Regions from separate parts of the Mus musculus genome. Here region 2 is linked to region 1. Evidence: chromatin loops called from intact Hi-C (ENCODE). Cell type or tissue: left cerebral cortex. All regions are shown on one strand. Each heading gives the region's core, and the rest is flanking DNA. Links, peaks and the distances in the headings are about the cores only. Region 1 overlaps Invs (inversin). Region 2 holds the start of Erp44 (endoplasmic reticulum protein 44).

Region 1 (15,488 bases), core at 2,385-10,384:
ACCTTCATTGAAGCCCATAAGTTTAGATATGTTGTGCATACATTTTTCATTCAATTCCAGAAAATCTTTGATTTCGTTTTTAATTTTTGTCTTGACCCATTTTTCATTCAGTTGTGAGTTGTTCAGTTACTATGAGTTTATAGGCCTTCTGTTTTTCTTTTTGTTGATATTTAGTTTTAATCCATGGTGGTATAAGATAGGACACAGGGTATAATCTCCATTTTTTTTTTTTGACTTGTTGAGACTTGGTTGTTTCTAAGCATATGGTCAGTTTTAGAGAATGTCCCAAAATTGCTGAGAAGATATATTCTTTCTTGTTTGAGCAAACTATTCTAAAAATATGTTAGATCCATTGGGTTTATTGCTTCAGTTAGCTATAGCATTTCTCTGTCTAGTTTTTATCTGGATGACCTGTCTATTGGTGAGAGTCAGGTATTAAAGTCTCCACTATCAATGTGCAAAGGTCAATTTGTGATTTAAGTTGTAGCATTGTTTCTTTTATGAATTCACGTGCCCTTGAGTTTGGTGTATAGATATTAAGAATTGCAATATCTTTTTGATGGGTTTTTCCTTTAATCAGTATGTAGTGTTCTTCCCTATCTCTTCTGATAGGTTTTGGGTTGAAATATATTTAGTCAAATATTAAAATACTACACCAGCTTCTTGCTTCTTGGTCTATTTGCTTGGAATATTTTTTTCCATCCTTTTAACCCAAAATAATGTCTGTCTTTGATGTTAAGGTATATTTCTTGGATGAAGCAGAAGGTTGGATTCTGGTTTTGTTTGCATTGTTTTAATCTATGTCCTTTTATTGGGGGAATGTGGGACTATTGATATCAACAGATATCAATAAGCAGTGCTTGTTGATTTCTGTTATTTTTGTTTTGGTGGTGATGTGTGTGTATGCCCCCTCTCCCTTTGATTTGATGGTCTGGGATTACTTATTCCTTTTGTTTTATTGGGTTCATTAAACCTTTTTAGGTTGGAGTTTGCTTTCTAAAGCCTTCTGTGAGGCTGGACGGTACTTAGCTACTGCTTAAATATGGGCTTTCACATGGAGTGTCTTATTTTCTCCATCTATTGTGATTGAAAGTTTTGCTGGGTATAATAGTCTGGGATGGCATCTGTGGTCTCTTAGAGTCTGCAGAACACCTGCCAGGCCCTTCTGGCTTTTATAGTCTTCATTGAGAAGTCAGGTGGAATTCTAATAGATCTGGCTTTGTATGTTACTTGACCTCTTTCCCGTGAAGCTTTTACTATTCTTGATTTCCTTCTGTATGTTTTGTGTTTTGATTATTATATGTATATGGGACTTTCTTTTGTAATCCAACCTATTTTATATTCTAAAGCTTCTTGTACCTCTATATGCATTTCCCTAAGTTAGGAAAAATTTCCTTTATGATTTTTTGAAAACATTTCCTGGGCCTTTGACCTGGGTTTCCTCTCCTTCCTCTATTTCTATTATTCTTAGATTTAGATTTTTCATAGTGTCCAGATTTCCTGGATGTTTTGTGCCAGGTTTTTTTTTCCCTTAGATTCAACATTTTCTTTGACTGGGCTATCTATTTCTTCTTTTGTGTCTTCCATGCCTTAGATTCTCTCTTCCATTTCTCGTATTCTGTTAGTGAAGCTTGCTTCTGTGATTCCTATTCAAGTTCCTAAATTTTTTACTTCTACGTTTCCTTCAGTTTGTCTTTTCTTTATTGATTCTGTTTGCACTTTCAAGTCTTGAAATGCTTTATTAATTTCCTTTCACTGCTTTTATTTTTACAGATTTGTTTAAGGGACTTATACACTTTCCTCTTTTAGGACATTGAATCATATCCTTGAAGGCTAATTTAAGGTCTTTTCTTATACTTCAGCAGTGTTGGACCATTCAGAGCCTACTGTGGTAGGGCTGCTAGGCTTTAGTAGAGACATAGTGTCCTTGCTGTTACTGATTGTGTTTTTATTCTGGCATTAGGGATCTGGGTTTGGGAAGATTGTAATTTCTAGGTGCTGCTTTTTGGTCTTGTGTTTGTTGTGTGGGTTTTGTTCCTTGGTTTCTGTATTCTTCTCTGGTTCTTGGGTGAGTATGGCGGCTGTGTGTCGCCTGGTAGAGAACTCTTCTGGGATTGAGATAGGTGCAGCTATTGGATGTTCCTAGGTATTGGATGCTGACACTTAAGAATAAGGGTGGTGGTGTTGAGAGGATCCGCAGGAAGGAGGAAAGCAAGCTGTTCCACCAGAATCTGTTTAGTCTCCTAGGAATGGGGGCAGAGTATGAGGAGGAGCCATAACAGGTAGTTTTCTACAGGGTTGGGAATGAGACTGAGGGATTAAATATGGAGAGGAGAGAGAATAGAGATCTGAAGGTTGCTCATCTACTTAGCTGGCTTACTGTCTTCTCTGTCAGGCTTGGCTGGCAGGTTCCAAGAGAAAGCCTGCTGGAGTTAGGAGCTGTGTCTAGGATGAGTGAGTGAGGAGGAAGATTAGAGAAGAAGATCTGTGTGACCCACTGGACATGAGGGCAGAGAGGAAGCTACAGCAGGCAGTCTGCTGCAGAGATGGAGTGAGAGGAGGAAGCAGTAGAGATCAAGTTAGGCAACCTGCATCCATGAGAGGAGTAGCCTGCAGATTCTCATGGAATGCCTGCTGGAGTTGGGGACTGGGATAAAGTAGTAATGGGGAAGGGACGTTTGGAGGGAAGATCTGTGTGATCCACTGGAGATTCAGACAGAGCGAGAAGGGGGCTGTAGCAGGGGGTTTGCTGCAGAGCAGGGGATGAGACTGGGAGACTGGATTTGGAGGAGCTGAGGGAGAAGTAAAGACTGAAATTAGCCTTCCTTCTTCCCTCATGGCAGAATTGTTGATAGACAAGGGACACAGGAAGCTGAAGACAGAAAAGGCAAGCAGGAGTTGATGATGTGGAGTGCTGGGTAGCAAGTTTATAGAGTTTTTCTTTCAGGCTTCTCAAGAAGTATTGACTTGAGAGTGGGTCTCAGCCAGATCATTTCACACTCAGAGGCATGCCGCTGATGTCCTAGCATTCTCCTCCCGCATGACAAATGAGGTTTGTTAGGATAGAAAGCACACCCAGCTTACTTTCTGTGGCAATGTGATTGATTCTAAGAGGACTCAAGGGCCATGCTTCCCAGCTTCTTTAAGACTTAGTGTGTGTGGTGGCTTGGGGAGCTTGCTCATTGGGTAGGAGTACTGGCTGTGAAAGCATGAGGACCCAAGTTTGAATTCCCAAAACCCATGTTAGAAAAGAAAACAAACTGGCACAGAGGTGTGCCTGTAACCCCAGTGTTTGTGGGGTGGAGGAGGGGAAGTTAAGTGAGAGACCCTGTTTGAAGGCAGAGAGCAATTTTGGAAGAAACTTAATGTCCTGACCTGCAATTGCCCCTGCAGGTCTCATGTACCCACACACTCATATGCTTGCAAGATACATGCATGCATACATACATACATACATACATACATACTACATACATACATACAAACAACCAAAATGCTTAAATTTTTGTTTCTCTTTCTTAATAATAATGCAATCTTTATTTTCCCTAACCCCAGGGTCATAGTTTTTTTAATTCTGTATCTTTCTTCCTGGTGTAATTAGAATTCATCCTAACATACCAATATTCAACCTTTAGGGGAACTAGAATTCCCTAATTTCTGAGGGAAATTAAATGAGTGTCCACATTAATGATTTTAAGTTTTCATTCTAACTCTGCCTAGTCTCCACTCACAGTCCTTACAAATCCACTCTTCTCATTATTGAAAGTAGCTTAATGAATATCCTTTAAGATGCAGCTCACAGGAGCCCCTCCTAAGAGCTATTGCTATTGTTTCCCTTATCCCTGTCAGGGGACACAGACCATTATATTATGGTAGTGAATAACATGTGCATGTGGCCAAATCCTATGCCTATATGAAGGACAGTGTAGGAATTACTGTTCCATATATTAAGCACATAACAAGAGGTCTGATATACATATCTTGTTGATGTTCTGAAGCCAACATTTAAAAAAAAAAAACAGTCATCCAATCAGTAGTAGTAGTAGTAGTCGTCCAGTGGACCAATGAACCCAACTGACAGCTCTCAAAAGAAAAACAAATGGAGGGTTGAGGTCAGTGGTTAAGAGATCAAACTGCTTTCATAGAAGACCAGAGTTTGGTTCCCAGTGTCTACCGCTGACAGCTTTCAACTGCCTGTAGCTGCAGGAATCCAACACCTTCTTCTGGCCTCTGTGAATTGTACTCGCATACACACATCCACACACAAGACACACATGTATATGCTTATTTAAAAATGAAATCTTTAAATATATATCTATACAAGTGGCCAATAAATCCTTTAAAACTGTTCAGCATCTTTATCCATTAGAGAAATGCAAATTAAAACTGCTTTGAATTTCATCTCACCTCAATCAGGATGACTATCATCAAAAAGCAAAACAAGCCAGCAATAATAAAATGCTAGTAGAAATATGAGGAAAAAAGTAGCCTTTATTTATTGGTGGAAATGAATCCATTATAAAAATCTGTATAGCAATCTCTCAAAAACCTCAAAGCAGGGGCTATAGAGATTGTTCAGCAATTAAAGGATGCTTGGTGCTTTTCTAGAGGACCACAGTTAGTCCTCAGACCCCACAACTGCCTGTTAGCTGTAACTTGAGGGGATCCAGTGCCCTCTTAGACCCGACTTCACAGGCACATACACACATGTGGCATACATACATACACATACTCATAAATAAATAATAAAATAACTCTTTTTTTAAAACTGAAAATAGAAATACCATATGGCCCAGCTATACTTGGGGATGTATCCAAATGACTCTAGTTAACTTCCTCCAGAGATAGTTGTATATTCATATCTGTTGCTGGTTATTCACAATAGCCAGAAAGTGGAATCAGCCTAGATGTCCTTCAACAGACGAATGGATAAAGGTAATATGGTCCATACACACATGGAACTAGATGCAACTATAAAGAAAACTGAAATCTTGGCCCTTATAGGAAAATGGATGTAACTTAAGATCATTAAATTAATCAGAACAGGTCAAACTCAGAAAGACAGATACTTAGTTTTCAGAGAGAGAGAGAGAGAGAGAGAGAGAGAGAGAGAGAGAGAGAGAGAGAGAATGTATGGTATGAAACTAGAAAGGGGATTGTGAAAGGAGAAGAGATCTCAAGGGCGGTGGGAAATGCAGAGGGTGACAGAATACATGTAATAAGACAGCAAGCTGAGGCTGCATGGGAGAAGAAAGGAATCTAGCTGGAGATGGCATGGGAGGGAAGCTAGGGACCAGAGGAGGGGAAGGAATGGGAACAAAGTATAACAACATAACTATAAAATGTCATGATAATCTAACTATAAAACTAATTTTAAAAGGCCGTGCCATTTGAAAGAATCATCCTAAATGAATGAGCAACAAGCACAAGCAGAATAGAATTGCCCTCATGAAAATAATCATCACATCTTTTGCACTGGTCTTTTTTTAGCACTTTTGCATTTTTTTTTATTTTTGTTAGTTTCCTATAGATAAATTCCTATCTGCTGAGGAGACTTAATAATCTAAATAAAATAAGCTATCATAGTCCAGAAAGACACCGGAAAAGCCTGGTGTTGGGGAAGAAGTCTTGGAATAAAGAGTCTTCCCATAGTTTACTTTCATAGAGAAGAAGAGCATATTTTTTTCCAGTAACATTTTTTTTCTTATGCTGTTTGACTATGTGGCACTTGATAGCTCTGTCTATTCCTATGGAAACCAAGTTAGTAGATGGAGCCAAGGCTTGGAGGAGGCATTGGGGAGAAATATTAGCAGAGTTCAGCCATGGAGCAGCTAAAGATGTTGCTTTTCCTTCAGTCAAATCCTCTTTGAGAGCCAGAATCTGCTTCAATCCGGAGAGATGTTCTTGGCTGATGTATAGTCTGGCTGCTCTGCCAGATGGATGAGCATCTTAAACTTGGAAAATAGCAAATAAAGCTCAGAGTCTGCCTTTGAAACATCCTCCTTAGCCTTTGCTTGGAATTGTCAAGTAACTTTTTAAAATGTTTCCAAAGATGTGCTCAGGATGGCAGGCTACTGATACACTTACCATCACAGGCAATTAAAACGCTTTGTCATAAAGCACAGTATTTGAAGTTGACCATCAGAAGTTTAAGGGAGGAGAGACTGTCTGCCACTGGGAAAAATAATGCAGATTCGATTTTGTTTCTAGAGCTCAGTAAATTCTTATCTCTCAGTAATTTGATTTTGATAACTATTTGCTTTCCTGTCCTATAAAAATTCACTCTAAAGACTAAAAAAAAAACCAAAACAAAACAAAACAAAATGTAAGCAGACACTTAAATCATATAAGACAGGGAGATAGTCCCAAGACAGAAGCATTTATAGTCTCTGTTTTTTATGTGGGTAATAATCTCCTGTTCTAGGTTAAAAACATATTGGCTTTCATTACACAGAACCATTTATGTATACACAGAAAGTATGTTTTTATTTCAAGTAGGATGTAATGGTTCAAAGCTCCAGTTTATGTGCTTTCATTTAAAAATAATAATTGAATACTGTAGATACTCAGTAAGTGGGTTTTCTGTTCCTTATCGTGTCATTTTAGAATCTTTTTAGTCATAACATTAACTTCTTACCCTGTACTCTACTATAATAATACTGAATTGTAGGTGGGTCTCAGATTTGACTTTGCCCATAGGCAAGCTAAGAAGTTGGTCTGTTAATATTGCATGGATGCTTAAAATAAACATTAGACTCTAGAGCATAGACAAAGGAGTTTATTTCTCAGAACGCAGTAGAAAGCCTGAGCTTCTACATGTTTGCAACGGTTTCCTTTGCTCCTAAGGAACCCAGGAGAGCTGGAGAACCAGGTGGGTGCTGTGCACACTGAGCTCCTATCACAGCTAAACAGCACTGAGCTTTGGGAGTTCTCCATTTTATTTTAACCAGTATGAAGGCATAATCTCATCCCACTAGCTGGTTTTTTCCAAACACGACCCTGGAAAGTTGCTTAAGTAAAGAGTGGTCAGCGCTGCTATATCTGACAGCATCCTAGACTAAGTCAATTATGAATAAGTACCACAGGAGACAGCAGGTCATACTTCAAACATCTAGAATATAATATCCAAGACCAGTTTATCATTGGTCATAGCCTACACAGGGGAACTTAATGTTGAACTTTGTTGTCACGGCTCCCAAAACCAATGAAGGAATCTGCCCTGGCCTACGTACAGACATAGAAGGCACAAGTCAGCCCCACAGGCAGCTGCAGCGTCGGTTGTCACATGTGACATGCTCTAAGGCTGTCACATGTTACATGCTCTAAGGCTTCTCATGTTCATATGCTCTTGGGGAGCATGTGGATAGATATGTTCATTAGATTAAAATAAATCGTGCCTGTCCCTGTACTTCTGTGCGTGTAAATGGATTCATGTTTGGATATTGTCGTTGACATCAATCATATAGAAGAACAGGAACTACAAACATGAATAGAAATGTTTCTTTGTACACAGGTGGAAATGGCAAACTCTCCAGTGGGTCATCCTAGCCTCCACGTCTCTGTGATTCATATGCAAGCCGTCTTCATTTTGTTAGAATCCAGATCCAAAAGGTAGACTACAAGTTCTGTTCTCCTGTTCCTGTATCTTACAAAGTCTGAGCTCCTTTGCCAAGTCCTGAAGTGGTTGCCTTCCCTCTTCAGCCACAAAACTAGGGAGTCCTATCTTTTTCTAAAAATACTATATACTTGTGTGCTTAACCGTCACAGTGCAGCCAACTCTTGCAAGTTATCCCTTGTCTTCCACACCTATGCTGTGGCAAGCCAGAAGACATCTTGAAAAAGTTGGGTTCCTTCTCCCATCATGTGGGTTCCAGGAATTGAACTCAGGTCCTCAAGCTTGAAAGCAAGTGCTTTTAGCCCACTGAGCCATCCCAACAGCGCAGGAGTTTCATCTTAATAGCTGTTCCCTTCACTTTCTTTCTAATTACCCCTACACGTGCCTTCTATCTAGAAAGATGTATGTATATGGAACAAATATACAGAGACAATTTAGGCTACTGTTGGAGGACCAGTGTGCAAGGCACTCAATTCTGTGGTCATAGTTTTTTATTTATTTATTTTTATCTAGAATCATATCACTTGGGCAAATTAATCCAGATTAATGAACCAAAATACATTTTGAATCTCTAATCCCTGTTTTGGCAAAGGTACCACCAAAGGATTTGTCCGTCAAAGCCAGCCTGAAATGGTTGTTGGGGAGATAAAAAAGCTTCTTAATTAGTAATGGACAGAATAGAACAAGTTTTTAAAATAGGTGTATATAATGCCAACATATTGTTTTTAATCACATCCCCCATGAAAGGAACTCTCTAGGGAAGGGCACACTCAGTAGCCAAATTGACTTATTTGGATTATAGAACAGAAGCAACTAGGAGATAAATCTAGAAGTATTTTTTAATTGATTTTCAAGTATCACAGCTCTCAGTAATCCCAGATAGCTGAGGATGGTGTCGGAAAGGAAGTGTCAATCAAATGCCCCCTAACTACTGGTCCATTGCTGGGTAGCCTTCCAGAAAATGGTACACTATGGGCAGACCATGGGTGGCCTCAAAACCCAAAAACATGAAACAGTTTAGAATCAATGACCTCTGATGGTTGGAGTCGAACAAGTTCCTGAAACAGCAATATTGTGTCGTGAAATGGTTCTACAGTGGCAAGGTGGAAGATGGGTCCAAGAGCAGGTTTCAGAAGTCCTGCCAAGAATATGGAGATGCAGTGTTCCATTAACTTGGTCTTCTGTACCATAAGAGAAGCAGGCCAACTTGAAAAGAAACAGGTACAACTCCCATTTACAGTGATATCTTCTACATCAAAAGCATGCATTTTACTTTGTGTCCAGTCTACAAGGATAGATTCCTCCCCATATCTAGTACAATGACAGATCCAAATAGAAAAAGACTAATGACCAAGGCAATCTAAACTTGTTCATCAGGTTGATTCCTGTTGTTCTTATCAGAGTGTTCTTAACAGTGTGTCCTTATTTGACACACTATCTGATTGGCAGCCATGATGTGTTCCCATGGTTTGCAGCACCAGAGGGGAGTGTATTTAATCTAACATCTATAGTCTTCCTCATGACAGATCTTATCACTAAAGTGTTGACAACAGGCTAAGAACTAGTGAAAGTATGACCAGCCCTTACTGCCTAAAGTGAAAGTGATGATTTCATTTCAGCCTACTGGGCTGAATAGCCTTTCTTTTTTTCTTTTTTTTTAATTAAGTATTTTCTTCATTTACATCTCAAATGCTATCCCAAAAGTCCCCCAGACCCTCCCCCCACCACTCCCCTACCCACCCACTCCCACTTCTTGGCCCTGGTGTTCCCATGTACTGAGGCATATAAAGTTTGCAAGACCAAGGGGCCTCTCTTCCCAATGATGGCCGACTAGGCCATCTTCTGCTACACATGCAGCTAGAGACAGGAGCTCCGGGGGTACTGGTTAGTTCATAATGTTGTTCCACCTATAGGGTTGCAGACCCCTTTAGCTCCTTGGGTACTTTCTCTAGCTCCTCCATTGGGGGTCCTGTGTTCCATCCAATAGCTGACTGTGAGCATCCACTTCTGTGTTTACCAGGCCCCGGCATAGCCTCACAAGAGACAGCTATATCAGGGTCCTTTCAGCAAAATCTTGCTAGTGTATGCAATGGTGTCAGCGTTTGGAAGCTGATTATGGGATGGATTCCCGGGTATGGCAGTCTCTAGATGGTCCATCCTTTTGTCTCAGCTCCAAACTTTGTCTCTGTAACTCCTTCCATGGGTGTTTTGTTCCCAATTCTAAGAAGGGCAAAGTGTCCACACTTTGGTCTTCATTCTTCTTGAGTTTCATGTGCTTTGTAAGTTGTATCTTATAACTTGGATATTTTAAGAAAAACCAGAGACAGTGAAACTTATAGAGGAGAAAGTCGGGGAAAGCCTCAAAGATACAGGCTGGGCACAGGGGGAAAATTCCTGAACAGAACAGCAATGGCTTGTGCTGTAAGATCCAGAACACTGAATAGCCTTTCTAACCAGTTAGCTTTTCAGAGTTTTCCATGTGGTTAGGCAATGACTGCCTCTCTCTCTCTATGGATAATATCAGGCTTTTACTGAATCAAATCATCATTAAAATAGGTCAAAGCCTTTAAGGGAAATTGTGTGAACCAAAAGCACTACGAAGCCAACAGCTTTGCCTCAGACAGTGGCCATCAGTTATATTCAGTATTTGTCTTCATTGTCAGACAAGCTGGCTACCACAGGGTTTGCCTTCACAGCCCAGTAGGCTGGATGCTGTCAGGCAATGCCTTGCATTCACTGACAAGCACCTGCTCACATGTGTCTCAACCAAATGACCATGCAGTGTCTCCATCTAAAACTTTGTGCCTAGTAACAAGCTCCTTGCTCCTCTCACCACTTATTCGTGCTTTGGAGACTCTTCAGCTTAGTGCCACAAGCACATCCCACTGTGTAGCATCATCCCAGTGTCCTCCTCCGCCTGCTCTGAGAGGAAGATGGACAAGCACTAAGCCCTATTTGGGCAGCTGGCCTTACTCCTGCATCTCAGCCTTCAGATTTATAAATAGGTAGACTAATGGATACCCCCTTACTCGCTTCTTGGACTTAATGTGAGGGAGATATCTCTTACCTGATCCTGAGGCACTTGAAGGGCCCTTTCCTTGTTTTTCAAACAAACTATATCAGCATTTTAAACTCTTTTACTGCCTTTTCTGTTCTGGGATTTATTTTCACCCTTCTTACAAGGTAACATGTTCACTTTGGACACTTTCAGGAGACACGAGACTCCCATCAGAAATAAAAAGCATTTCTACTGATGCCATAGGAAGTAGTATGCACACCTGCTTGTTTGTATCACTTTGCCTTGTTCCCACATACCATGGAGGTGATGCAGATGACACAAGTGAGCACAGCACAGTGGAGTTTGAATGACATTTATGGAATGTTGTACACTGAGACTCTGCAACTTTTAGTAAGCAACAAGCAAGCCTTTTCTTTGTCCCAGCAGTGATATTACCTCATTTTTAAAGGCTGCTCACTGCAAGCTCAACTCTGAGAAGTGATTCCAGTAAACCAGGGTCAAAGCTTTACATCTAACCCCATCCAACAACCAAGACAAGGGCATATGCCATCTCCCAACATGATTGTGGTACTTCCTAAGCCCATTTGCATTGGCAACCATTATAGGAAAGTTTCACTGATTACTGAAAATTGTGACCTATATACTTCCTAGGGATAGTGTTTCTTTTTAAAATTTAATATGGCAAATGCCTTGAATATTTATAAATATGTAATTATATAGATATCATTATAACAAATGCTTCTATTATTTCCATTTCAACATAAAATAATGTATTTTTTATCTAATGTTGTTAGCATTTAGAATGAAATGTGACAGAATGCCTTCTCTACATTTATATTTGCTATTATAAATATAGTTATAATATTTCCAGGGTAAAATTATATGCAAACCTATAAATGGACCAAAATCTGATGAACATTTGTGTATGTCAGTGAACAACTGTTTTCTCCCCAAGTTAAGTGGTAAGTAGGAGTTCTGGGATCATGCAAAAAGAACCAAATTCAGAGGTCAGTGAGAGGAGGTTTGTAGGTACCAAAGTATGTTCTGGGGCAAAACTTATGCCTCTTTGGTATTGCTAAATGTGCCAAAGTCCAACGTATTAAAGCTGCCTTGCTTCAGCTGAGAAGAAGGAAAATGGCCTAAGTCCTCAGTAGCCTGATAAAGGGGCTATGGTGGCCTCATGGATGGACACATGAGTGAAGATCCCCAGTGCTGTGAGAAGTTCGTGATAAAAACACTTACTGCAACCAGACGGAAGTCATAAAGAATGTGATTCTAGCCACATCTTGCTCAAGAAAAGACTCTTTTCCCACTGAGTGATTAAAAAGCTTTTGTATTTTTGTTGAAGCAAAGAGATACAGTTAGAGGTTCCGGGTATCCTCAGATTGCTCTACAGCTCTAGAGAATGCTGCTTGGAGAACTGACAAAAAAACAAGGACAACCTCAGGGCCAGAAAGCTGCCATTAGCTGAGTGACTGTCACTGTGGTATCCCTAATGTCATAGGAGACAAGGCTTCAAGAGAATGCTGTCAGGTGGGTTCTTAGACTTCACAAAGAGCTATGTGGAAACAAACCGAAGGGTATATGGAGGGAAAAATAAAACTGTAACAAAGAGGCTTTCCTTAAAATCAACTTGAAACCTAGGAACTGTACATGGATTACATGGAATCCCAGCACTTGGGAAGCTGAGACAACAGGATAACCACACATGCAAGACCAACCTGTTCTATATAGTGAGTTTCAAGCCAACCAGGATTAAACAGCAAAGACTCTGTCTCCATAGTAATAGCAGCAATCTACTTATAAAAAAATACCAAAATATATGAAGAAACTGAATGTTGAAGAAAAGTTAATACCATTTGGTTCACAACTGAAAGGGAGAACGATTCCTCAATACATTAATTGCCAATAGTTCAGTAGGGAGGACCAGGGCCAGGAGGCCTTCCCTGATTCATGACTATTGGCAGGCCTCCTGCAGCCTACCACAGCTACTATGAGATTGTTTACAATAACTATGTCATGCATGAAGATAGTGTTTCCCAGCCCTTCTTCCTGTCTTCTGGCTCTTATATTTTTCCTGCTGTCCCTTCTTCAATAGTCACTGGGCCTTAGATAGGTTCTATAAATGTCCTATTTAGGGCTAAGTACTCAAACATCATTTATTTTAAACATCTTTAACTTTCATGAGTCTCTGCATTTATCACAGTTCACTGCAAAGAAAACCTTCTGTGGTTAAGGTTGAGAGTATTGTTTGCCTGTAGGTACACACATTAATATTTAGCCTTCGGTTTGGTACCATGATATTTCCAAACCAGTGGTTACACAGATGATCCAGTGGTTAAAATCATTATGTCACAAAACAAAATGGCATGAATATGGGAAGGAGACCAGTGGGAAGGAGTGAGGATTGACAGAGAGATAAGAGGAGAGATGATAGAGAGTAAACAGAATGTATTAAATATGTATGTGAAATTGTCAAAGAACAAACTGAATCAATAAGAGGGGATAAATAAAAAAGTGCAAGGGAAGATAATATCATTGTGAATATTAGCTCATTCGTAGCGAAAGATCCCAAGGAAAGCAAAAAGATGAGTATCCATAGTCTGTACAAATATTCCAGGATGAAGTACAAATAGCCACGTTTCCAAATTAGCAAAGAACTCGAAAGGCTATCAACAAAAGAAGAAACAAATAGCCAACAAAATAGTCCATCTCAGCTAGGGAAGTGCAGATTAAATTTATGATAAAAATAGCACTGCATACCAATTAGATTGGCCAAAGTCAACACATTGACAAAACCAAGTGGGACAAAATTGTAGAGAAACAAGAATTTTCATGTTTCTGTTGGGAATGCAAATTGAAACTGCTTTTGAAAGAGCCCAGAAATTCTTGTACAATTACCAGAAAGTATGTACAAAACAATTCATTATAGCACCGATTGTGAAAAGTGAGAAATGTACTATTTCTCTAGAGGGAATAAATACACATCCTGATAACAGAAGGCTTCTCTGGTGAAGAGATAATGAACCAGAGTGTGGTGGTTTGAGTGAAAATGGCCCCATAGACCCATAGGGAGTGGTGTAATTAGGAGGTGTGAACTTGTTAGAGGCCTGGCCTTGTTGGAGGAAGTGTGTCACTGGGGGAGGGATTTGGAGTTTCAGATGCTCAAGCCAGACCCACTGTCACTCTCTTTCTGCTGCCTGTTGATTCAGATGGAGAATTCTCTACTTTTCAAGCACCATGTCTGTCTGCATGCCAGTTCTGAAAATTCTGTCCCTTCTGCTTCTTTGTAAAGATTGAGTCAGCATATAATTGTATGAAAGTAACTTTTATTCATCTGTTGTGATTGTCATCTCTGAAGCTTACTGCCTCAATCTGCTAACCTAGGCCTAGTCCTGGAAGCTTCCAGCCTCCGTACAATCTAACCTGGGCATAGAATGTTTCCAGCCTCTGAGACTTAGAGCTGAATAAGCTCTTTCTGAGCTCTGGCTGGCTGGTTCAACTCCCTTGCTCTGGCTCAAACTCCTCTCCAAGCTGACTGATTCGATCTGGCTTCTCTCTCAGCATCTGACTTCATTGACCTCAAACTAACTCTGGCAAGTTGGCTCCTTCTATCTTCACCTGTGTCTAGCTTGTTCTCTCTTTCTGCAACCTGTCTCTCTATAACTGTCCCGGTAAAACACCTCCTTCTCCCTCTCTGTGCTGCTCTACTTGCCCTCTCAGCTCTACTGCACTGCTCTCCACAAACTCTACTGTATCCTGCACTGTACTCTCTTCCTCCTGTGCTGTCTGCCTCTCCCTTAAGTAGCTTCCCTTTCCTCTCTCTTCTTGTGAGAGTTGGGCAGATCCTATTCTGTCAGATTTTTCTGATTCATCACTTTTTTCTGCCAGTCAGTTAGACATCACTTTCAAACATGGGTGCTTCCTTCTACAAGCTAACTTTACCTTCATCGTTTAAGATTAAATGTGTGCTAAGGGTGAGCCACACCACAACAAGAAACATGTTTTAACAATAAACAACACAATCTTGGAGGGTCACAGTGTTATCAAATATCCTGCAACATAATCAGTATTTCCCAAATGCTTGCTCATGAGACCCAGGAGGTTGATGTTGGCCAAGTGAATTATTTTGTGTCTGGCCCCAGCTGTCATACATAATACCTCATAGGTCTCTGTCTTTCAGTCCTGAAGAAGTTCATCTGTTCATATGGCTGACTCCTCCTCAGAGTACCAGTCAAATTCCTGTTAGCCTTGTGTTATAAACTGTGGGCAGAGCATAGACATGGTCTTCAGTGTAAGAAAATCAGAGAAGCCATTATCTCTATCATTCTAACTATCTATATTCTCGGATCTCTTCCTAACCACTGGCTGTACTATAGATGATGACGGTCAAGCCTTTCTACCTGCCACCCTTCATCACCAGCTCTTCTTCCATCCACCTACCATCTACACTGTCTTGCTGGCCAAGCTGGTCTTGGTGAGATCCAGGTCTGATGAGAAACCCAATATCCAGGAAACTGTTCATAATCCTAGGAAACATTTGCTAGGCATCCACTCGGTGTGTTCTTCAATTATTTTTCAAATATTATCTGCCTCATTTTACATGTGTAAGTATTCTAGGCATTGTTGTTGCCTCTGTTTTACACGTGAGATGCAGAAGGGTACTTTAGTCTGTAGATATTTTCCACCATACTTTAGTGTAGCACAAAGATGAAATGTATGTCAAAAGCTTTGTTCTAATTGCCTGCTTCATAACATGGCTTAGCCAATGTTTGCTGAGTGAACGGAGGAGCAGCTATTACTGGTTCATACCGCATTGGTAGGGAAGCTTGAGACCCAAGAATAACAGGAAGC
Region 2 (15,488 bases), core at 3,852-11,851, 92 kb before region 1:
CCCTCCTCGCTCAGATGAGACAGCAGCGTGCTGTCCGCACTGGAAAGCTGTGCTTACGCATGCTTTTCCCAACACAGAAAATGAGGTGAAGAGTGTAGTCCCACAACCTGCTAAATAAAATGTTTGCAGAGTTTTTTTAGGAAAGTACAGAGCAAATGTCTACGTTAGGGGAAGTTAGAAGACTATCCTTTCTGAAAGCAAGATTCAACAAATAAGAAAATTACAGAATTATGATGCCCAATCTGTTTATCTTATAGACTTAATATTTTTGTTTATATTATTTATCCAAGATTATAGTGTTCAGTAAATGGGAGAGCTGAAACTTGCATGTAGATGCCCTGACATCCATTTTTCACATGAATAAACACCTTCAATTGTTCCTTACAGCTTGTTAGAACATTTATTCTCAATCACTGGAAGTGTTATCAGGTTTTTTAAAAGGATATATACTATGGACAGAAAAGATTCAGAGCTAGGAAGACAACTCAGAAAGTGAAGTGAGACCCTAGATGAACCCCAGGATCCACAAAGATATGGCACATGATAGCAATCCCAGCACTGCCAAGGTGAAGATAAAAGAAACCCTGGGCTCACTGGTTGGCCAGCCTAGCCTCCTTGCCAATATTCAGGCCAGGGAGAAGACTCTATCTCAAAAACAGAGAAGTAGATGGCTGAGAAATAACAACTAAGGTTATGGCCCCCACATACACACATAGAGAGAGAGAGAGAGAGAGAGAGAGAGAGAGAGAGAGAGAGAGAGAGAGAGAGAGAGAGAGAGAGTGTGAAAGGCTCAACTTTGCTCATAACCAAAGAATTGTAAATTCAAATTAGATTTCTCTTACTAAATTGACACATTTGCATGACCCATGAAAAACAGTTACAGGCTCTATTTTGAGATGTGTAATGAATGTCTTTCAATGTATACCTTTTGCACAATTTAAAACTCCATAAAACAAAATAACCAATAACCTGAGTATCTTGACAAAAGGTGAAGTAAATAAATCACAGGACATCAAAAGACTGAGGTACCAGAAAGAGACTTAACACCATGGCATGCAGTTTCGAAGCCTTATGTAACTGTGGCAATGAACATCTTCTCTAAGGCTTTTTACAAATGTTAATTATTACTAAATTCAGATTGATTTTTTTTTCAGAAGTGTATTTTGGCACCTCTTATCCTTAGGTCCACCACACAATCTAACACAGATGTAAGAGTCAATGTCTGTGTACTCAAGTACACGTGTGCACTTGTGTGTGCATATTTGTGTGTGTGCATTCAGTAGAGAAATGGAAGAGCAATAACTATAGTCAGGAAGATTTCACACAGAAAGAATATGCAAATCATCTGTACACCTATTAAAAGAAACAAGTTACATGAAATACCAGTGAGAAATGCCCACTCCTATTCTGAGAAGACTATAGAAAACTTTTTTTACATTGTTGGCAAGATGACATAATGGCAAAACCCCAATGTGGTGGCGTTTCACGACATCCGGTGGCAGCATGCATAAAGTTCCAAGTACTGTCCATTACCTTTTCTTTCTTTCTTTCTTTCTTTCTTTTTTTTTTTTTTTTTTTTTTTTCAAGACAGGGTTTCTCTGTATAGCCCTGGCTGTCCTGGAACTCACTCTGTAGACCAGGCTGGCCTCGAACTCAGAAATCCGCCTGCCTCTGCCTCCCGTGTGCTGGGATCAAAGGGGTGCGCCACCACGCCCAGCTTGTCCATTACCTTTTGACCACTGGCAACTTCACTTCACTTACAGGAATCTATCTCTAAGATACACTATCAAAATTGTATACACATAAGCTAATGTTTGCAGAACTATTTGACACAACAGAAAAAAATAGAAACAATAGTAATCTGAGAACACTACACAAAAGTGAGAGACCTAAGTTCAATCTCCAAAACCTCCATAAAAAGTCCAGTGTTGGCATTGTAACCTGGTCAAGAGCCAGCCAGCGGCTGGGAAGGTCCGAGGCTCCCGAGCCAGTCAGCTTAGTCTGGTGAGTAAGTCCCAAAAAGTAACGTTTTACTAAATGGACATGCCAGACTGTCTTCTGATACTCTGGTTTATACCCACAGCTTTGTGCTGCTCCTAGCCTCCTCAGAAAAGTTTCTTAAAGCTGAAGACAGCAGTTAATGCAGAGGCTCATAACTGGTCAAAGTGCCTATCATAATGATAGCGGAGCAGTAGTCAGTCCTGTCTAAAGATGGCATCTTATTGTCCCCTCCAAAGCTCAGGAAACACTGGGGAGAAAGGGATGGAAAGATTGTTGGAGCTGAACAATAAGGTGGTATGCCACAAAAAGATGTCAAATGGACACAAAAAAAGACTATTGTACTCATGAACTCACTGCTGTTAAGGTAACCTGCACAAGGCAGAGTCTATCAGCACTCCCTCAGGGTTAGGGGAGGTATTGGCAGCTAATGACTGCTGGGGGAGGGGGTGGCATTTTCATCAGTGGTGTACCCATCAAAAAGTTGCCCATGCTCATTCAACCAACCTTAACTAAACTCAGTGAGTCATACAGTCACACAGAAAAACACAGACACATGCACACATGCACACATGCACGCACGCACGCACACACACACACACACACTTTTAAAAGGCATTTTATTTGAAAGGAAACTTCTTGGAAAGAAGAAAAGAGACAGAAGAGAAGAGCAGATAATATGGGTGGAAATGACTGGAGCATATTATACATACACATATATGAAACTGTCAAAGAATAAAGTAATTAAGTTAAAATTCTTTAAACTATTGGTCCTGTGGAGGTTTGATGCCCCAGCGTAGGGGGATGCTGGAGCAGTGAGGTGGGAGTTGGTGAGTGGGTGGAGGAGCACCCTCATGGAGGCAAATGGGAGGAGGGAGAGGGACGATAGGATGGGGAGGTTGTGGAGGGGTAACCAGGAAGGGGGATATCATTTGAAATGTAAACAAATAAAATGTAAAAAAAAAAAATTCTTTAAACTAAAGTTTAAAAGTCAGACATGGGAAGGTTAGGATTCTGTGGTCAGTTAGCCTAGCCTAACTAGTCAGTTCAATGAACCAAACAAGTGAGAGATGCCCTCTCAAAAATCAAGGCAGACAACACCCAAAGTCTCTTCTGGCCTCCTGAATGCACATACACATGCAACCTCCAACACATAAACACACGCACACACTCACATGTGTACACATGTAGAACAGTTCCATCTCAACACCTTTAAGATAAAACTTGAAGCTGGAAAGCTATTTTTATAATTTTAAAGTGAAAAGTATGAATAATATATATAGTCTAATCAAACTAGAAAAATACATATATAGACATCAAAGCAAATGACTTACATTAGTTTTTTAAAAGAAATGGCCATAGAAGTAAAAAAAAAAAAATACTAAGTCTTCTTATATCAGCATAAGAGACAAAAATTAGAATTATCTTAACACAATTTGTCTGGTTCTGAAGATCATACGTTTTATATGATTATAAAGTAAATAATAAGTTTTTAGAATCCTGACTTGAAAGATAAATAAGCAAATTTAGCAATACATACTGAGCTAGTGGTTAAAAAAAAAAATCACAAAAACTGAATTACAGATTTCTATTAATAAAACAACAGAGAAACATCAAAACAACATTAAGAGGCTACAAATAGTAATACCAAGAATGTGAGATGCTCTGTATCTATATCTAAGTTACCAAGGGAAAAATGAGATGGGAAAGGAAGCTACAGACTTTAGCTTAGGCTGGTAGCTGATCAGTGGCACAGTGTGTGCTCAGGATGCTCAAGGCCCTGGGCTCAATTCCAGGCAGCCTAACGTTTTACAGGAGACACAGAAACCAACTCGCATGCATGGAGCTCATGTGGTTCCAATTTGAGTGACCAGTTTTTAAAATAAGACACAATTAGGAATATTTAACATCAAGTAGTATCTGAATACATTTGTAAGTGTCACAATAGTGTTTCGGGGGGAAATTAAACCAGTGCCTGGACTCTATGACATATAACTGGGGTACAGCCCAAGCAACTTTGTGTTGCTGTTTATTTGTCTGTTCTGAGATGAGAACAGAATCCAGGATACCCATGAACTGTGTTTTATTAAAACTGTCTCAACTAATTTTAAAGAGCAGCCCATAGTGTAACCCATAGGTTACATTTAAAAAGTTATATAAAAAGGATAAATAACCCACCTGCTATGAATCTAATTAAGGGCTTCCAATAGTATTTTTTTGAAGATTGAACACTTTTATTGTTGACATTAATGACTAAAACTGACACCTACAAAAATCTTAAAAATTAAACTCAGCAGACTCTACCAGTGTTTACTTAGCTCTCTAATTACTTAGCTTCCTAAACCAGGTACTATTTTCTTGGCTTCCTATACATATAGAAAAATAAAAAAACAAAAGCAACAGTAATGAAGGTATTAGCTTATAGAAGCCCAGGACTACCAGAGCTAGTAACAACCTAGAGTCTTAGAATCAAGAGATTAGTGAGATGACATCGTCAATAAAACAACTGGAATAAAGGGTTAAAATCTCTAAAGTTAACAGAGAATATCTGACACAACTCCATTCAGATTTATCCATCCCTCTCTTACCTCACATTTTCAAAACTTACACACGACCAGCGCAGAGAGCACAAGCTAGGGAAGGTAAGCAGAAAAGAAACCGCTTCAGTTCTCAAGCAACCTGTCTCTGACACAAAGGAGAGAGGGCCAATAGCACTCAATGAAAGAGTCATCACAGAGTCTGTGGTTTGATGCCCATGCAGGAAGGCTTTCAAGGCATACAGTGATGTAGTCTAGAATACTTTTTTTCCCCCTAGAATACTTTTGAGATAAGGGGAAAAAAATTGTCATTTGATTCCTGAAATTTAGTGTTATAACTTCAGCTATTATTTTATGATCCCTACATATTTAAGAAGGTCTTAGTAGGTCTTTAAAACTGAGGTAGAGTGCTTCTTACTATGGTAAGAGGATATATGGATGTTGAGAGCCAACCACTTAAGGGAAAAAATGATGACCTAAGCTAAACGGGAGCTGGAGTTTTCTATGTCTGCCTGTGAAAGGCATCAAGTTGAAGCCTGAAGGGAACTCAGAGGATTATTCATTAGACAGGTGGGATACTGAGTAAGCAGGTTCCGTCACTGTGACTGAATTAGCAGTCAGACAGGCTACACACTGTTGAGATTAAACCAATGCTCTATGAATATTTGCTAAGCTAGTTTAAGACGAGTTTAAAATGATTAGAACTAAGTAAGCAAATACTATGCTCACATGGGCGCTAACTTGACTTGTGCTTCTGGTTTATGAGAACTTCTGAGGCTTTGCTTTCAGACCATTCATCTTCACAGGAGTTCTCTGAAATGGCTTCTGGGCTTCTTCTGGTCCTATCATCTATCTTTGCTTGGAAAGACAAACACACAATGTGTTTTTAACTAGACTTTAGGAAAATGTAGGCTTTATTGGAGAAGAAATCTTCACTTAGGTATTTAACAGGGTTGATAAATTCTCTAGAAAAAGTCTGTGTTACTTAGAAATAAATGTCCTCATTCTGTTTGGTTTTGTTTGTTGGTTTTTGAGACAGGGTTTCTCTGTATAGCCTTGGCTGCCCTGGACCTCACTCTTCTTAAACTTAGCTCTAGTGACATTTTCCTACAGAAATGTTTCAATGTTTCAATTTCTTAAGAATGTTGATCTTTGAACTTCTCAGTCACCTAAAAATAATTTCTAACAGACAACTCTTTTTAAGGCTGAGGAAAAGATTAGTAATTAGTATCCTTAAGAAGTATATGGCCTCTTATTAATGCAACAGTTCTAGAAGGTGCCACAGTACATAATAACACACATACACACACACACACACAGAGAGAGAGAGAGAGAGAGAGAGAGAGAGAGAGGAGGGAGGGAGAGACAGAGAGACAGAGAGTGACAGAGACAGACAGAGAGAGAGAAGAGAGAGAGAGAGATCCTCTATATAGAAGTAATTTACTGCTATATACTTACAAGTGCTAAGAAGACATATGTGGCCTCGTTTATACACAACTGTAGCCTTCAGAACTATTTTCATTTCATTTAGTTTACACTACTTTATTTTGAAAAAAGCAGAGTATTATATATAGCTTTTTAAAAAATGGCTTTCAAGCCATAATGAGAATGAAAAGTATTTTAAGTGCAGACATTAAACTTTTTATGTGATACGGGGGAATACACACTACAAATTAAGAAATCTATTTCTAGACTCAGTTTCGCCTGTAACCAACTACACAGCTTCTTGCAAGTTAATTATTATTCTTAAGCTGTGAAGAAAGTAATTTATATTCAATGATGCTAATCTTAGCTTTCTAAGAATCTACCACAATTCAAGTATTCTCAAATGCTGTCATTACGGTCCAATTAAATTCCTCTCATGTTCACATATGGAGTTAGACCTTCAGTTTTTGTCTCAATTTGACCTTAAGAAGAGGCCAAGTAAGTTGCATACTCAAGATAGACTTCAGAAGAAGAACTGGGGGAAGATTCTTTTCTAAGATGGGATGGTGTTGGGCAGGCAGGGAAGTACCAAGCACCTAGGTATGCAGGAGAGCTGGTTATTCTCCAGTTCAGAGCACTGACCAAGATTTATGTATGCTTCTAGGGTGCAGAGGTTGCAACAAGGCTAGCAGGAGGCTCTAGCAGAGCCTGTCAGATAATCACATCCTCCACCTTTTCAAATTCCTATTCTCCCAGTCGACACCAAACCAGACTCCAGTTCCGGGTTTCCAACCAATCACATTAAGCCACAACAGAGGGCTTTGCCAGCCGGTTTCAAGGATCCAGAGAGAGATTCACACGACCCCAACACCTGTCGGCTTCTAACGCCCCTCCATGTGGGAGAAAACATTAGGTGTACCCTAGGTCCCTTAGGATTCTGGTGCCCCAAGCAGGTCCTCAACGTCCACAAAACTGAAACGAACTCCAGGGGCCTCAGCGGTGACCTCCCTCCCACGGATCACTCACTCCCCCCAAGGCGAATTCTCCTATTTGCAGGTTCCAAGCCCTGACTGTGCTTTCGCAGGCCTTGTGGACCGCAGGCTTAAGGAGCCAAAAGAACGGCCAAAGTGAAGGTAGTGCCCGGGGGTGCACGCCTCGCCAGCGGAGGAGAGTCGAGGCAAGCAGGGGGCTGCACCGTTCCCCCTCGCGGAGGGCGGGAGGCGTTCAGGGACACAGTCGGAGGGTTTGTCACCCCGACATACACTCACCAGGAGCAGCAAGGAGCATCTGAGGTCTGCTAAAGACAGGAAGACCGCAGGATTCATGGTAACGACGGGGTCGACGGCGGGGTCAGGAGGTGGCGGCTGGGACTGGACCGGGCTAGAAAAGGGCTGGGCTCCGGGGCCGGCGGCAGCGGCACCTCGTCCTCTCGACCCGGAGCTCCAGCGGCGAACACCCGGGACAACTTCCAGAGAGGCCTCTCACGCCCTCACTTCCGGGTCCTGCCCATCTCGAAGCACGTCGGGAAATGTAGTCCATACTGTAGTTTCATTGACCATGTCATCGGAGAGCTGGGACTCTCTTTCCCAGTAAGCCCTGTGCCCACGACGGCCAAGCCATCTGTGCGCGGGGCTCTTCGGGATTGGAAGGGACCGCGTACCTCTGTGCCTCCGGGACGGGAACTACAATTCCCAGAGGGCTGTGCAGCCTGGAGCCCCAGGCTACTTCTTCAGAGCTCCCGGGCTCTAGTGTCCTGGGGTCTGTTCCTGTGGGCGCAGTGGCCTGGCTTGGCGGTAGGGGCGGCCCCGTGAGGGTTGTGCCTCCTGGGGCGGCCCCGGGACGCCATTCTTGGAGTCAGGGGTGAGTAGGAAGCGGTCCAGCATCGGCGGCTCGGGTAGGATGGAGAGCACCGCCCCGGGCTGCTGCTGCGTTTTCTTGGCCCGCCTGATCTGAGGTGTGGCCTGAGCCTCCATCCCTGGCCTCCAAGCTGCTGCCTCTTCTTTCTGTGCTACTTCCTCCGTTATATAAGGAGAATCACCACTGGGGCTTCGGTCAATCACTTACCCAGGGTTGTTTCAGAGGGTCCGTGAAACGAAGAGAACAGGGATGGGAAAGCATGCTGTAAACTGTAAAGCGCAGTGCCCAAGTGGCCGTGACCACTTCTTACAGTACAATTACGAAGTAACCAAGTAATAAAGGATTTTAACTTGGTGTATGGTAGCTTTCCAGAATCTTCTGTGAACATCCAGCTAGATCCACGTGCCTGGAAAGTTAGCCACATCATCACTACTTAGGAGGCATTCTTCATTTGTGATTCTCCCTACTCCAGTTCTTTGCTTCAGCCTTCCTGCTGCCTGAAGTGGCCTTACCCTTTTTCTTTCTGGCTTGCCATCTCAAGTGTCACCACTTCTGACATTTGATTCCCCTGACATCTGTCACAGTCACCAAATCTTTCTTCCTAAGCAGAATTTCTTTTTTCTGTGTGTGAGCTCAGCACCACTACGTTTGCATAGCAGTAATTAGAGTGTTTATTGCACAGGCTTATTTTATAATTATTTAATGATGATGATACATTTTAAAGCACTAACAAAGTGGCTTTGATTTCTTTCTATAAAAAATTATTTATTGGGGTGGGGACAACAAGGAAATGAGCATCTCTGCTAAAGGAGAAGAAGGAGGAGGAGGAAGAGGAGGAGGAGGAGAAAGAAGAAGAAGAAGAAGAAGAAGAAGAAGAAGAAGAAGAAGAAGAAGAAGAAGAAAATGATGAAGAACTAGCAACAGCACCTAGAGGAATGGCTTTCCCAGGGAGACAAAATTAAAGTGTAGTGGAGCCAATACTTAAACCCACTATTTCCTAAGGCAGTGGCCTTATCAATGTAACATTCATCATGTTCTCTGACCAAACCCAAGTTTCATTAAAATAAGAAATTGATAAACAGTAGGATTGGTTATGGTGGTATATGCTTGTCCTCCCAGCACTTGAGAGGTTGAGATGGAAGGATCAGGAGTTTAAGGCCAGTGTGGGCTACATAATAAATTCCCAGGCAACCTAGTCTTTGAATTTCAAGACCCTATCTTTCAAAAAATAAAGGGAGAGAAAAGAAAGAAAAGAAAGGAAGGAAGAAAAGAACAGAACTCATTATTCCCTGAAGCTAAACTTTGGTCTGATTTACCCTTTGGACTTGAGACTCACCCATGACATTTCATAGCTTTCACTTAGCACCAGCTGAATACCTATTACTGTGCTGACTGCTAGAATTGTGGTTAAGCAATATAATTATTAAAGAAATAGAAATAACTATTTTAACATTTTTCAAAGTAGCAAGTAAGGTTTTTTTGTGGTCTAGCAGGCCTAAAACTCTGTTCACGTTGGATCCACAATGATGTTTTAGAATTCAGAACAGTACCTAGAATAGTTGGCACTCTACTTGTTAAATAAACAGTTAACCGTTTTAATTTTTCATATTTACTAAGATCTAAAGACACTCTGTGATCATTAACACAACTGAGCCAGGAACTCAAATGTAGTCTACTTTCACTTCACTCATTGTTTTGTAGTCTCTCAAGTGATTTTGCTACAATCCTACATGACACTCTTCGTTCTACCATGTCAGACATGCTCAGACAAAACAGAAGTGGCTCCCAACACTTCTGGTTTTTTGTTTTTTTTTTTTTTTGCCAGATGTTTACTAACATTGTCAGCAAATTAAATGAAAAGCTAACCTTTACTATAATTTACTATTTTCTAAATTAGAACAATTCAATAATCCTTGTCAGTTTCGAAAGAACTACGTCAGAAACATATGCAAGCATGTTTAAGGCTTTCTACAATGTCAGATTTTAGTAAATGACAATAAAATCACAAAGTATAATGGTTCCAATGGTAGCCTTTTGCTAGCTAATCCCACCTACTTTGGTAATCTGGCCAGGGCATATGTAGTTTGTTTTTTTTTTTATTCTGATCTCAATTACTATTATTAACTCTCATATCAAAATGGCACACAGTAAATATGCAGATATGTGGTTTATAGAATGAATACAATGTAAAGAAGCTATGACAGTGCAAGCTCAGGAGTGGGCTGATCAAAAATTCAAGCATATTCTGTCTTGATAAGTAACAACCCTAAAACAGTTTTAGAGCAAGCCGTTGGCTGTTCAAATCAGACCACAAGAGAGTCAGGGTAGAGGGCAAAGATGTAGTTGGCTGCAGAAACAAGAGGACAGAACCAGATTAGAAGAGGAATAGTGGATTTGGGTCCAGACAGGCTCATAGGTGGATGGGCAGATAGCAGTCAAGTAGGCCAAGTCAAACACCCAGGGACCCAGCTGACCCTCAAGGAAAGCTAAGAACTGTGCTTGCCAGTCCTTAGTGCACACATCCACTAGAACTCAGAAGATAGTCTGGTGGGGGGTCATTGCCCCTGCGTTGCTGGGTGTCTTCCACCCCATGGTTAGGAAGTTACAACCCACCCTTGGTCTGACATGTCCAGTAAGTGGCTTCCTTGGTATGATTTTAATATGCTCATATCCTCCCATGGTCTCAGTATACCTTGAAAAGTGTATAGGATGCCGCCCTCTCTGTTCTCAGGAGTAAGTCATTGATCAGTCTGTGCTTCAGTGGTAGCTGGGCAGGAGTTAGTGTTTTACTTCCATCCAAGAGCACAGTCATCATCTACCCTCAAAACAGAGTTCAAAAGCAGCTAATAAAGTGGAGTGTCTCAGGACCAGGCACAGGCCGAAAACCCTCCATTTTACTCAATATGGAGTAACTTAAAGCAGGACGCTGGCTAACCTCAACAAGTATTGTATGGAATCATATGACCTTCGAATGTATTAATCTTAGAAGTCAATGTGACTTTTAAACTCTATGCCTAATGGAAATGTCATCTTTTCTCATTCCTTGAGAAAGATCTCTAAAGAGCCCAATTTTCTAATCTATAGTTAAGCAAGTTGTACAGAAGCCATCCAATTTGCCATGTCAGCAGTTGTAGAAGTAGGAGTGAGTTTTTAAGTCCTATTTAAATATCTATAATAAATCATATTTGGCACTCACAAGACAGGTTTGAGAAGTATTTCTGCTTGTACTCACTGTACTCAATTTCTGTTTCAGGTCACTAGGATTGTGGAGAAAACTATGAACATATCCGAGGATGTACTCTCTACGGGGTCCTCATTAGCATCTCAGGTTCATGCCGCTGCAGTTAATGGAGATAAAGGTGCCCTTCAGAGACTCATTGTTGGTAAGCAGTCCCCTGTAAACTTAGATGCTGTGTCTGACTGGAGAAATGGTTTATTTGGTAAAGTTGTCTGCCGCACAAGCATGAGGACCTGAGCTGAGAAGCCAGTGTGGTATATCTGTAATGCCAATTCTGATGTGAGGCAGACAGGAGGATCTTTACAACTCATGACTGGTCAGCCTGGCTGAATTGATGAACTCAAGGTTCAGTGCCTGTGACATAGCTTAGCAAGTGAAGGTACTTGCTGCCAACCTGAGGACTTGAGTTGGATTCCTGAGACCTATCTGGTGGAAGGAGAAAAACAACACCTGCAAGTTTTCTGACTGCCGCATGGATATTATACCACACACACACACACACACACACACACACACAAAACTCCTGCAAGTTCTCTGACTGCTGCATGGGTATTATACCACACACACACATTCAAATATCAAATGAATATATAAATGTAATTTTTTTTTAAGGAAAAAGGTAGAGAGCAATTGAAGATGGGACCCAGTGCTGACTTCTGGCTTCTGCATGTACGTGGTTACATATACAAATAACAAAGAAATGCAAACTAATAAAAACAACTCTGTTCTTAGGGAGTTTATTGATCATTTAAATTTATAATACACTTAAACATTTAAAAATATAGTAGTTATATTTTATTCCAGTGCTTGGACAAGAAAGAAATTAAATCCTGAAGGTTCACAACACGGATTAGGATGAAGCAAAAATTACTTGGTAAATTTACTATACAATATAGTCAAAGTATTTAAGTTTCTAGGGAGAACATTTTGTTCTAGCGAGAACAAAATGAATATTGTACAGAATTAAATCCAAAATGGCTAAAAAACTTCAAGAATTGTCGAAAACCCCAACCCACATAATCACAAGTCTCAAAAGAGAACAAATTGAATGAAAATAAACATTATTTGTAATGTTAATAGATGTTACTGTTTGATGAGGGCATGATTGATTACTTGGGCAGTAAATTTGAGAATACTTGAACCTTCATTCTTGTTTCTTTAGAATAGTTTCAGTTTACACCCCCACATTTCCCACCTGTGAACTCTAACCTCTTGCACACCTCAAGGGTGTTTCTGTTCGTTGGGACTTTTCTCTATACCCTCTATTACCCGGCTCCCCATCACCACCATTTTGCTTTGTTCTCTACTACTAAACAAAGTCTTACTTCTTTAAGGATGAAATAAATGGTCTCAAATTTTGTATGCACTACAAACATTCCTCTCCCTCTTTCAGACACATTATTCTCACTTCACCTCAAGTTGCCTGTATCCATAGTTCCTCCTTGGAACTTGATGTCTGGGGCCTTCACATCACTCGTCTGAATGTTCTGTCACTGAACTAAAACACTTCCAGATCACTTACTGATGAAAAGCCTCCCCGAGCCTTCCAACCTATTATCTTCCCTAGTTTTTAACCATCAGTTTCTGTTTGTCTGTCTCCCTAGTCAGCTTGACTACTTAGTCTACTATTAAAACTTTCTCCTGGAAAAATTCACATTTTTGCTCACATCCTGTTTTACCTAGCTATCATACTTCCAAATCTGGATGGACCTAATTTATATACCCTTGACAACTCCAGAGCAGCCAGTCATAGCTTGAAAATGTATATATACTATGACTATTTATGATCCCTGCTTCAGAAATTGCTCTACACTCAACTGCCTGTCATACTACAGTCCTCTGTTGTGAATGCTTGGTACCTTCTTGTCTGCTGAAACCTCAGCTCTCTGCTGCTCCTCCTCCTTCTTTTCTCAGATCATACCTTGTGATCCCTAGAGAAAAGGAGGCATTAAGTAGGAACTCCCTCATCTTGTAGAATGATATCTACAAATCTCCCTATATTTGTACCTATCCTCTTCTTTTTTTCCTGACAAAATGGAAAATATTCAGCTTCTTTTCAAAGGCCAGTTCTTCTTGCCAAGTTCTGTATTCTGACCATCTCTTCTTCCCAGGGAATTTACTACACTTTGTTAAACTTCTGATGATATCTTCAACCTTTTTTTTTTGTTCTTCTATTAGAAATTTTCCCCAATAACATTTAAATGTGCTGTTGTTGCTCGTAGTTAGAAACACCATCTCTGTCCTTTTATCTACCTGTACATATTGCTATATCTCTCAGCTTGCCCTCACAACTATAGATGCACAGCTAAACTGCCACAGCTGTAAATTGAGTAAGTCAGACATAAAATCTTACTCATCATGAAAGTACGAAGGTACTCGGGGTAGATAGAAATCTGTGCTTCACACAGTCGAGCAGAGCTGCTGCCAGAGCGTGGCTCTGCAGAACTCAGCATTGGCATGGTCTGCTTGGTGCTTAGAAGGCAGACACCGTCTTTGCAGTGAAAGTCTAATTTTCAGAGAGAGTGAGTGCAAAGAATAATTTATGAAGGAGGTAGACTAAAATTAAGGACAGAATCATACACTAGGATGAGAGGCTGAAGAAACAGCCTTTTCCAGGATAGTGCGATGTCTCATTGAAAACCAGAGTACACAGTCCAGACAAGCAAACTAAGACGTAACCTCCATCAAAGTTAAAGAGCAGTACGTTGTTATTAGCCCAGCAGTCACTTTAGTACTTTGCCAGTGTTGGTTAGAGACAGCATTTCATTTAGCCCAGGCTGACCTCAAACTCCCTTGTCCTGATGATGATGCTGATCCTGATCGTCTGCCTCCTACAGGCTGACCCCTCCTTTTGCTCATTCTTTTCTCTTTTTGAGAGTCAAGTCCAGGATTTGACACATGTAAATATTTATCATGTCCCTATACCCAGCTTGGCTTTATAATAATCATACTGTAGTTTTGCCCTTTTTGAATTTGCCCTGACTGTTTCAGCTCTGCTTGAGTTGAAAAAAAAAATGTCTGTATGCTTACAGTCTCTCCTGGCTTATAAACGCTTTCATTTCTTGTCATCATGCTTGAAACAACGTTTAGAAGGCTGCTTGTACCTCTTTGCCCCTCCAGCCTCTCCTTGCACAAGTTGTTTCTTAGGAAAACTTGCTTTCTCTCCATTTCGCAAGTCTGCCAAGCCCTTTTCCATCTCAAGGCTTTTACCTGCTATTGTCTGTCTGCCTAACTCTCAATCACCTTCATGCTCTGTGCCATAAAGCTACTTCTTCAAAGAGAACTGCTCCGACAATCCAGTCTCACTTCAATCTTCACATTACATCCTCTCCTGGCACTCCATAGGCTTCCATCATAGAGAGTATATAAATGACTCTTGTAATGTCTTTCTCTTCCACATAATCTAGTGACTTCTGTAAGAGTAGACTGAATATTTAATTTGTTACCATATCTAGCACAGTACATGACACATAGTAGGCATGTGAGAAATATTTGTTGAAGAAATGGATAAATATTATAACTGTTATTTAATTATCTTTTCTTCCCAGTAGTCTATGACAACCTTAAGGGCCAAGACTAAAATTGAATTGAGTTAAATTAAATTGAATTGAAAGACAGACTGAGGCAAAATTCCCTGAAGTGGAAAAAACTTGAATCACAGTACCTCAAGAAAAAAAAAAAAGAACCCTGTAAAATGACTTCTTCATTATTTTAATGAAAAATAAAATATTCAAAAAGAAAACAAAATGTGTGGTTATGTTAGTTCATTCATAAAAATTAACTAAATGTATCATTGTAAAACTTGAAACTTTTATATAACTTAATATACCCAAAAGAAAATTCTTAAAAACTAAAAAACATAACATGTAACAAGTATAGAGCTAATATAAATTCCTTGCAAAATAAAAAATAAAAAAATAAAAATAAAAAAACAAAAAAATAAAATAAATACATAAATAAATAAATTCCTTGCTTGATCCCTATGTTTTCTGTCACCTTGGCCAAGAAACTCCTGGCTTGTTGTTATCTGAGGGACACTGCTGGTCTTTTCCTCATTGTGCCATTGTGTTTTCTGTACATGCAGCCACACCTTTATTCTGTGGCATTTCCCAACTTCTGTATGTTCATGCTAAAATATCTGTTCTGTTCGATCTTAAATTCAGTCTATTTTAAACATCTTTTTACATACCACATGTTTGATGATCGCTACATATGTGCTATTTCTCTTCCTTACACTAGTGTCATAGTACTACTGATGAATTATTTTTCTTGGATCTTTGTTCACCAGCTGCTCAGTGACTTCATTCACTTTAGCATTTTCTGTTTTCCCATCTCTGTTTCCATGGAGAAGTATGCCAGGATGCGTTTGCCTCCATGGAAACGGATGACTGTCTCTTTCTACTCACACAACTAATTAAATCGAACCCTTTCTG

The links. A loop is a pair of places that touch in the nucleus more often than their neighbours do. Peaks named below come from ENCODE experiments on the same cell type or tissue, not always from the same donor. Only the 100,000 strongest peaks of a DNase experiment are listed, where the experiment ranks them.
Region 2: it touches region 1 in a loop (2.4-fold over the local background); 2 of 42 quality-filtered maps call a loop at or near these places.

The regions. Positions count from the first base shown.
Region 1 is chr4:48,365,333-48,380,820 of GRCm38, forward strand. The region is part of intron 3 of Invs (inversin); the gene reads left to right. Among named protein-coding and RNA genes, the nearest start is that of Invs, 93 kb to the left of the region's middle. In left cerebral cortex, for the core only: no CTCF peak of the experiment used is centred there; a DNase peak (open chromatin) is centred at 5,908.
Region 2 is chr4:48,272,156-48,287,643 of GRCm38, forward strand. It overlaps Erp44 (endoplasmic reticulum protein 44), which reads right to left and starts at 7,434. Exons shown (of 12, transcript NM_029572.3): 1 at 7,229-7,434. The coding sequence starts at 7,285. It overlaps Invs (inversin), which reads left to right and starts at 7,605. Exons shown (of 17, transcript NM_010569.4): 1 at 7,605-7,820; 2 at 11,071-11,200. The coding sequence starts at 11,095. In left cerebral cortex, for the core only: no CTCF peak of the experiment used is centred there; DNase peaks (open chromatin) are centred at 6,801, 6,969 and 7,543; H3K4me3 peaks cover 2,792 bases; H3K27ac peaks cover 1,373 bases.